2 separate regions of the Mus musculus genome follow, and region 1 is linked to region 2. A link is a loop called in an ENCODE intact Hi-C map of the cell type or tissue named here. Cell type or tissue: heart. All regions are shown on one strand. Each heading gives the region's core, and the rest is flanking DNA. Links, peaks and the distances in the headings are about the cores only.

The links. Peaks named below come from ENCODE experiments on the same cell type or tissue, not always from the same donor. Only the 100,000 strongest peaks of a DNase experiment are listed, where the experiment ranks them.
Region 1: it touches region 2 in a loop (4-fold over the local background); 5 of 42 quality-filtered maps call a loop at or near these places.

What each region holds. Positions count from the first base shown.
Region 1 is chr8:75,032,713-75,035,618 of GRCm38, forward strand. It overlaps Tom1 (target of myb1 trafficking protein), which reads left to right and starts at 974. Exons shown (of 15, transcript NM_011622.3): 1 at 974-1,115. The coding sequence starts at 1,064. In heart, for the core only: a CTCF peak has its summit at 1,781; DNase peaks (open chromatin) are centred at 969 and 1,309; H3K4me3 peaks cover 1,953 bases; H3K27ac peaks cover 1,779 bases.
Region 2 is chr8:75,107,370-75,110,275 of GRCm38, forward strand. Mcm5 (minichromosome maintenance complex component 5) reads left to right here and starts at 2,140. Exons shown (of 17, transcript NM_008566.3): 1 at 2,140-2,252; 2 at 2,331-2,505; 3 at 2,721-2,847. The coding sequence starts at 2,339. In heart, for the core only: a CTCF peak has its summit at 1,365; DNase peaks (open chromatin) are centred at 1,362 and 2,062; H3K4me3 peaks cover 1,636 bases; H3K27ac peaks cover 1,569 bases.

The DNA.
Region 1 (2,906 bases), core at 231-2,730, 75 kb before region 2:
TGTTAAAAGTCATAAGTAGCAAAAAAAAAATAATAATAATAATAAGGCTGCATGCTATGATGCACATACTTCTCCAATTCCAACACCCCAGGGATCTGAGTTTGAGGCCAGACAAGGGATATTGTCAAAAAAAAAGGGGGGGTGGGGGGGACTGCAGCACCGGGTTTCAGTGTGGCAAAGTCCTAGGTATGAGCCCTGCCAAAATGGAGGAGGAAGTGTGATGGCCCACAGTACTTGTTTAATCTCAGATTAAATGTGGTGAGAGAATCGATTCCTCCACGTTTTCTTCTGACCTCTCTGTATGCACCATGGAACACACACATATAGAGTTAAAAAAAAATTTAAAAGTTTAAAACATAATGCCTTACAAAGATACAGCAAGGAGGAAGCAACCATTACGGAATGCCTTATGAGTGATTTTCATGTCACCTCAATACTCTGAAAGCATTACATTATGGATATTTACAGCTGAGGGGAACAGATAAGGAAAAAGCACTTTTCCGGTTTGCCAGGTGAGAGCCAAGGCAGATGAGGTGGCTTATGAGGTGAAAGCATTTGCCACAGGACAGGCAGTTCATTCTCTGTCTCAAGAGAGCAAAAACCCAGGCCCTTGCCTCCTCTGGCTCTTGGAGCGGGGAGACATCAAATGGAAATTTCGAGTCCGACTTGGGCAAGGAGGCTGTCATCCTCAGGGCTTGGTCCCCAGGACTAAAGGCTAAGACACTAATACTAATACCTGTCTGAGTATGCGTAACCTGACCCAGGTCTTTCCCTGGCCAGAGACCCAGTTTCAGGATGTCAAGACTTCCAGGCTCCACAGTGGCGCGCACTGAAGCTTCAGGGGCGTGGCTTAGAAGCCGGCCCTCCCAGGCCCCGCCCTGGTGTGGCGTCAGCCACGGCCCAGGGGCAGCCTAGTAGGGGGCGGGGCCTCGTGGCTGCGCTCCAGAGCCCCCGCCTGCCGGCACCACCCCGCGGGCTGGCCAACGGGTCACGTGGCGGGTCGGCGGCGCCGGCGGTTGCTGTCACCTGATTCTGGGAGCTGGTGGCAGCGGTAGCCGCGGCAATGGACTTTCTCCTGGGAAATCCGTTCAGCTCTCCGGTGGGACAACGGATCGGTGAGTCCCCGGAGCCGCGCGCAGTCCCGCCCCTGTGTGCCGCTCTGGCCTTGGCCCTGGGACCTGTCGGAGTCCGCAGTCTGGCAGACAGGAGGGAGGCTAGGCGGTGAGGCTGGCGCGGCGCTCTGGGCTCCGCCCACCCTATGACCCACCTGATTGACAAGAACACGGGCCAATCGGAAGTCTTATATGGGGATTGATGCTTGATGTAGCCAATAGGCAGTGGAAGGAGGCGGTCCTGGGCGGATGTGGTTCAGCCAATGTGTGCGTGCTGGGGTCCGAGTAGAGGGAGAAAGTTTGGGTTAAAGGGACTGCTGTGATGAGAAGGCGTTGGGCCGCGCCACCACCGGGCGCGCGCAGACTAAGAGCCCCTCCCGGGCTGGCGGCGTCTTGATCATTCGCCGCGTCACCGACTCTTCACATTCCGAGACGCCGGGGTGTCTAGGTTCGGCCGCGCCTCTGTCCCCATGGTCGGGAGTCTCGGGTTTATGTGACGTCGCCCCCGTGATGGTCCTCGCCCATAGTTAAAGGGTCATGGCCCAGCCTTCCTGGACTTGTTTGATCATTAAATGCATTAATAAGATAGCACTGAGGATGTTTCCTGGCACATGGCTAACGCCTGTCATTGTCAACGTGTTACCACCTACTGGGGCTGGAGCCCATGGGAAGGTGCCGGCTCCCAGCACCTACTCTCGGGCAAAGGCCAGGCGGCGACGTTTCCCCAGGAATGGGTGGTCTGGGCGTGACATCCATACCCCCTTACCTGAAGGGTCCCGACGGCATTGTGAAATTGGGAAGGCCGAATCTGAAAGCTAAGGCTTCCCCTGAAACTGTTAACCCAGCTCTGTGTTGTAACCAACACTGCAGCTGTTAGTAGCTCTTTTGAGGTTCTCATCAGTTCTCTGCAAGGGAGCTCTGATGCCTGAAGCCCAGGTGCTTCACCATAAATCGTTGTTTGAGACCTGGAAAGAGAAGGCAGTCTTCTTCGCAGATTTCCTATGTAAAACAGGCAAATTAGTCTGGCCTTCAAAGCCAGCCTCAAAGTCCTGAGACTTTTTGGATAAAGTCTTTTGGGTTCAGTCTTTTAAACTGCCTGTCAGTTCAAAGCTCAGCATCTCTCCTGCCCTGAAAGTTGCCTGCCTTGGGCAAGAAATACTTCTGATTAAGAGTACTGCTACATCAGTACCTCAGAACACTGACTAAATCTCACTGCTGGACCCTTTCTGCCTTGGGGTTCATGTCAGACCTATCCAAGACTCAGATGGGCAGGTGTAGGGTTCCCAGTTCTCTTTGCAACTGGCTGGGAAACCACACGTTTTGAAATTTCCCACCAGAAGCAGTGGTTCACATCTGTAATCCTATACCCAGGAGACTAAGACAGGAGGATTGACACAAAGTCCCAGGCTAGCTGATTCTGAAATTAGTTGCAGGGTAACATAAGCTGCAGAGTAAGACCCAAAACCAAGTGAATTGAGACAAGATGGCAAAGCTGTAAAAGAGCCAGGTATGGTGGCACATGCCTATAATCCCAGCATTCAGGAAGCTGACACAGGATGATTTTGAACTCAAGTCCAGCCTGGGCTACAGAGACCCTAACTTAAAGAACAACAACAGTATCGGTGTTACATACTCTTCCGTGTATAGAGATAGAAGCACTGGAGATTGAGTCTGCATTTGTTTTTGAGACAGGGTCTCGCAGTGTTGACCAGGTTGGTCAGAAACTTCAGGACTCAAGAAGTCGTCTCCCATCAGCTTCCAAGTAGAGAAGACCTGACTGGCTGTGATGATTAA
Region 2 (2,906 bases), core at 303-2,802:
ATTGAAAATGTAAACGAGGAAAATACCTAATAAATAAATAAATAAATAAATAAATGCAAAAAAATTAAAAAAAAGTTATTATTTTTAAGTCCTTTATTTCTTTCTTTCCTTTCTTTTCTTTCTTTCTTTCTTTCTTTCTTTCTTTCTTTCTTTCTTTCTTTCTTTCTTTCTTCCTTCCTTCCTTCCTTCCTTCCTTCCTTCCTTCCTTCCTTTCTTTCTCCCCAGACAGGGTTTCTTTGTATTCCTGCTTTCCTGGAATTGCTCAATCTCAGCCTCTCCTCTGTAGAGCTCTGTAAAGCCTCTGCCTCCTGAGTGCTGGGATGAAAGGCATGCGCCACATCTGGCAGTTGATTTATATTTAAAGATATATGTATGTGTTTTGCCTATTTACTGCATGCATACCTGGTGCCTGTGGAAGTCAAAAGAGGGCATCAGGCTCCCTGGATGGTTGTGAGCCACCATAGAGAACTGATTGTCTACAAGAGCAGTCCCAGCAGCTCGGCATTTAATTGCCGAGCCATGTCGCCAGGACTCTGTCTTTTTTTTTTTTTTTTTTTTTTTTTTGGTTTTTCGAGACAGGGTTTCTCTGTGTAGCCCTGGATGTCCTGGAACTCACTTTGTAGACCAGGCTGGCCTCGAACTCAGAAATTCGCCTGCCTCTGCCTCCCAAGTGCTGGGATTAAAGGCGTGCACCACCATGCCCAGGCATAGGACTCTGTCTTTTGACCAGTGAATTTGCTGACTCTGCTTCACTCTGACTTTTGCTAAAATTCTGTTCAGTGCCTAAGTCCAGCATTCCATCTGTACCTGAGGGGAAGCCCCAGCCAACAATGCGGAATTACATCCCTGCTATTGGTGACAACTGTTAAGAACAGCCTCGATTTTGGTCAAGAAGCAAATAAAGCAATCTAAAATAAAATGTGTTAAACCTGTCTTGGCACACAGGGATTACCATGAAATGCTGAGAAAACCAAGTCTTAGATTCACCTGGTATTTTTTTTTAATTGCAAAAATGCTCAAACTTTATTCTCTGTAAATATATGTTTGAATGGTTGCTGCAGCAATAGGTTTCCACTTGTTCGTGTGGATGGGAGGAACTCAAAGGAAAATCTACACTAAGGTTGCTATGCTAAATCTGCCTCCCCCCCCCCCCAAGATTTCCATTTGGAATTTGGCCATGAATTTTGCATGGTTTAAGCATTGCCAAGGAATTAAAAAAGTTCTACAGTCATCATAATTATTCGTCTGAATCTGAATGAAAGAAAACATCCCTGGCTTCCTGGGCTTTGGTACTATCTGAGTAGGGGAAGGTGAGCCACCTGGTCCCAAAGCTGCGGAGACAGCACTCTGGCACCTCCTGCCGGGCTGGAGCAAGAGTACACCTCAGGCATACTGCTTTCTCACAGCAGCTCTGAAAGGGGTGGTTTTCTCATATACTTATTTTAAAGGCAGGGTTTCTTCAGCCTCCCTAGTGCTAGCAGATATGGGGGAGGGCTGATAAGTCTACTTTTTATTTATGTGTCTGTATCCAATTGCTCAGTCATTGCTCCAGTCCGTTTCCTTTTACTTAAAAAAAAAGTGTACTTATGTACAGATACATATATCTTTCTCTCTCTACATCTAACATGTACGTGGCCCATAGAGGCCAGGAGAGGACATTGGGTTCTCTGGAGCAGGAGTCACAGGCAGTTCTGAGCCCCTGACTAGGGTACTGAGAACAGAGACTGGGTCTTCTAAAAGTACAGCAAACGCTATTGACCACCGATCCATCTCTCAAGTCCCACCTTTTTACTTGGGAAAGGGGCTCCCTAAGTCACCCAGGCTGGCCTTGAACTTGCGATCCTCCTGCTTAGACTTTACGAGGAGCGGGGCTGACAGACCTGCGCCACTGGGCTAGGTTTTCTCCGAAGGCCTAAGGTTTAAACGCTCACAAAGCTCCCGAGCCTCTCCGCCATCTTTGCTCGGTTAGCTGCTAGCGCCAAGAACTTTCGCGCCAAAACGTCCAGCCTCACAAAATGGAGACCGGAAAGAGTTGACTCGTGACGTCACCAAGACGCCACAGCCAATCATCTTGGGAACCAGGCCTTGGAGGCGGGACTCAACCGGCGCAGAGCAGTCCAATAGCTATCCGCGGCGCTGAACGAACCAATAGGAGCGCAGAGACCGCGGTGGACAAACGCGGAGGCTGGTTTTTCCCGCGAAAGTCGGCTTCCTCTAGGAGGGCTGAGGTTCGTGTGGCGCGCCGCTGTGAGGTGAGGGAATTGCGGGACCCCGTCTAGGGAAGCTCCCGCCGCCCCGGGGTGCTCAGCTCTCTGTCTCCCTTGACCCAGGTACAGTCATGTCGGGCTTCGACGACCCGGGCATTTTCTACAGCGACAGCTTCGGTGGCGACCCCGGTGCGGAAGAGGGCCAGGCCCGCAAGTCGCAACTGCAGAGGCGATTCAAGGAGTTCCTGAGACAGTACCGAGTGGGCACCGATCGCACGGGCTTCACCTTCAAGTACAGGTGCGACAGTGTCCGTGAACCATTCTTACGGGGGACGCCTTTTCTTGACAGTCCCTCTTCAGGCCTAAATTTAGGATAGAGTGGTCTACAATTAGGTGTCTTTTGAGAGAGGTGGGGGCATTGGTGCCTGTGAGGACCGGGGTGCACAGGCACTGCTGCTGACGGTCCCTCAATGCACCCTTCCTGTCCCTCTGCCCCTTTGTTGACCACTAAAGAGATGAACTCAAGCGGCATTACAACCTGGGTGAATACTGGATCGAGGTGGAGATGGAGGACCTGGCCAGTTTTGACGAGGAACTGGCTGACCACTTGCATAAACAGCCGGCCGAGCACTTACAGCTGGTGAGTAGCACCCATTTCAGAGCCTCCTAAACCCGGGCCCTGCCCCATCATCACCAGCA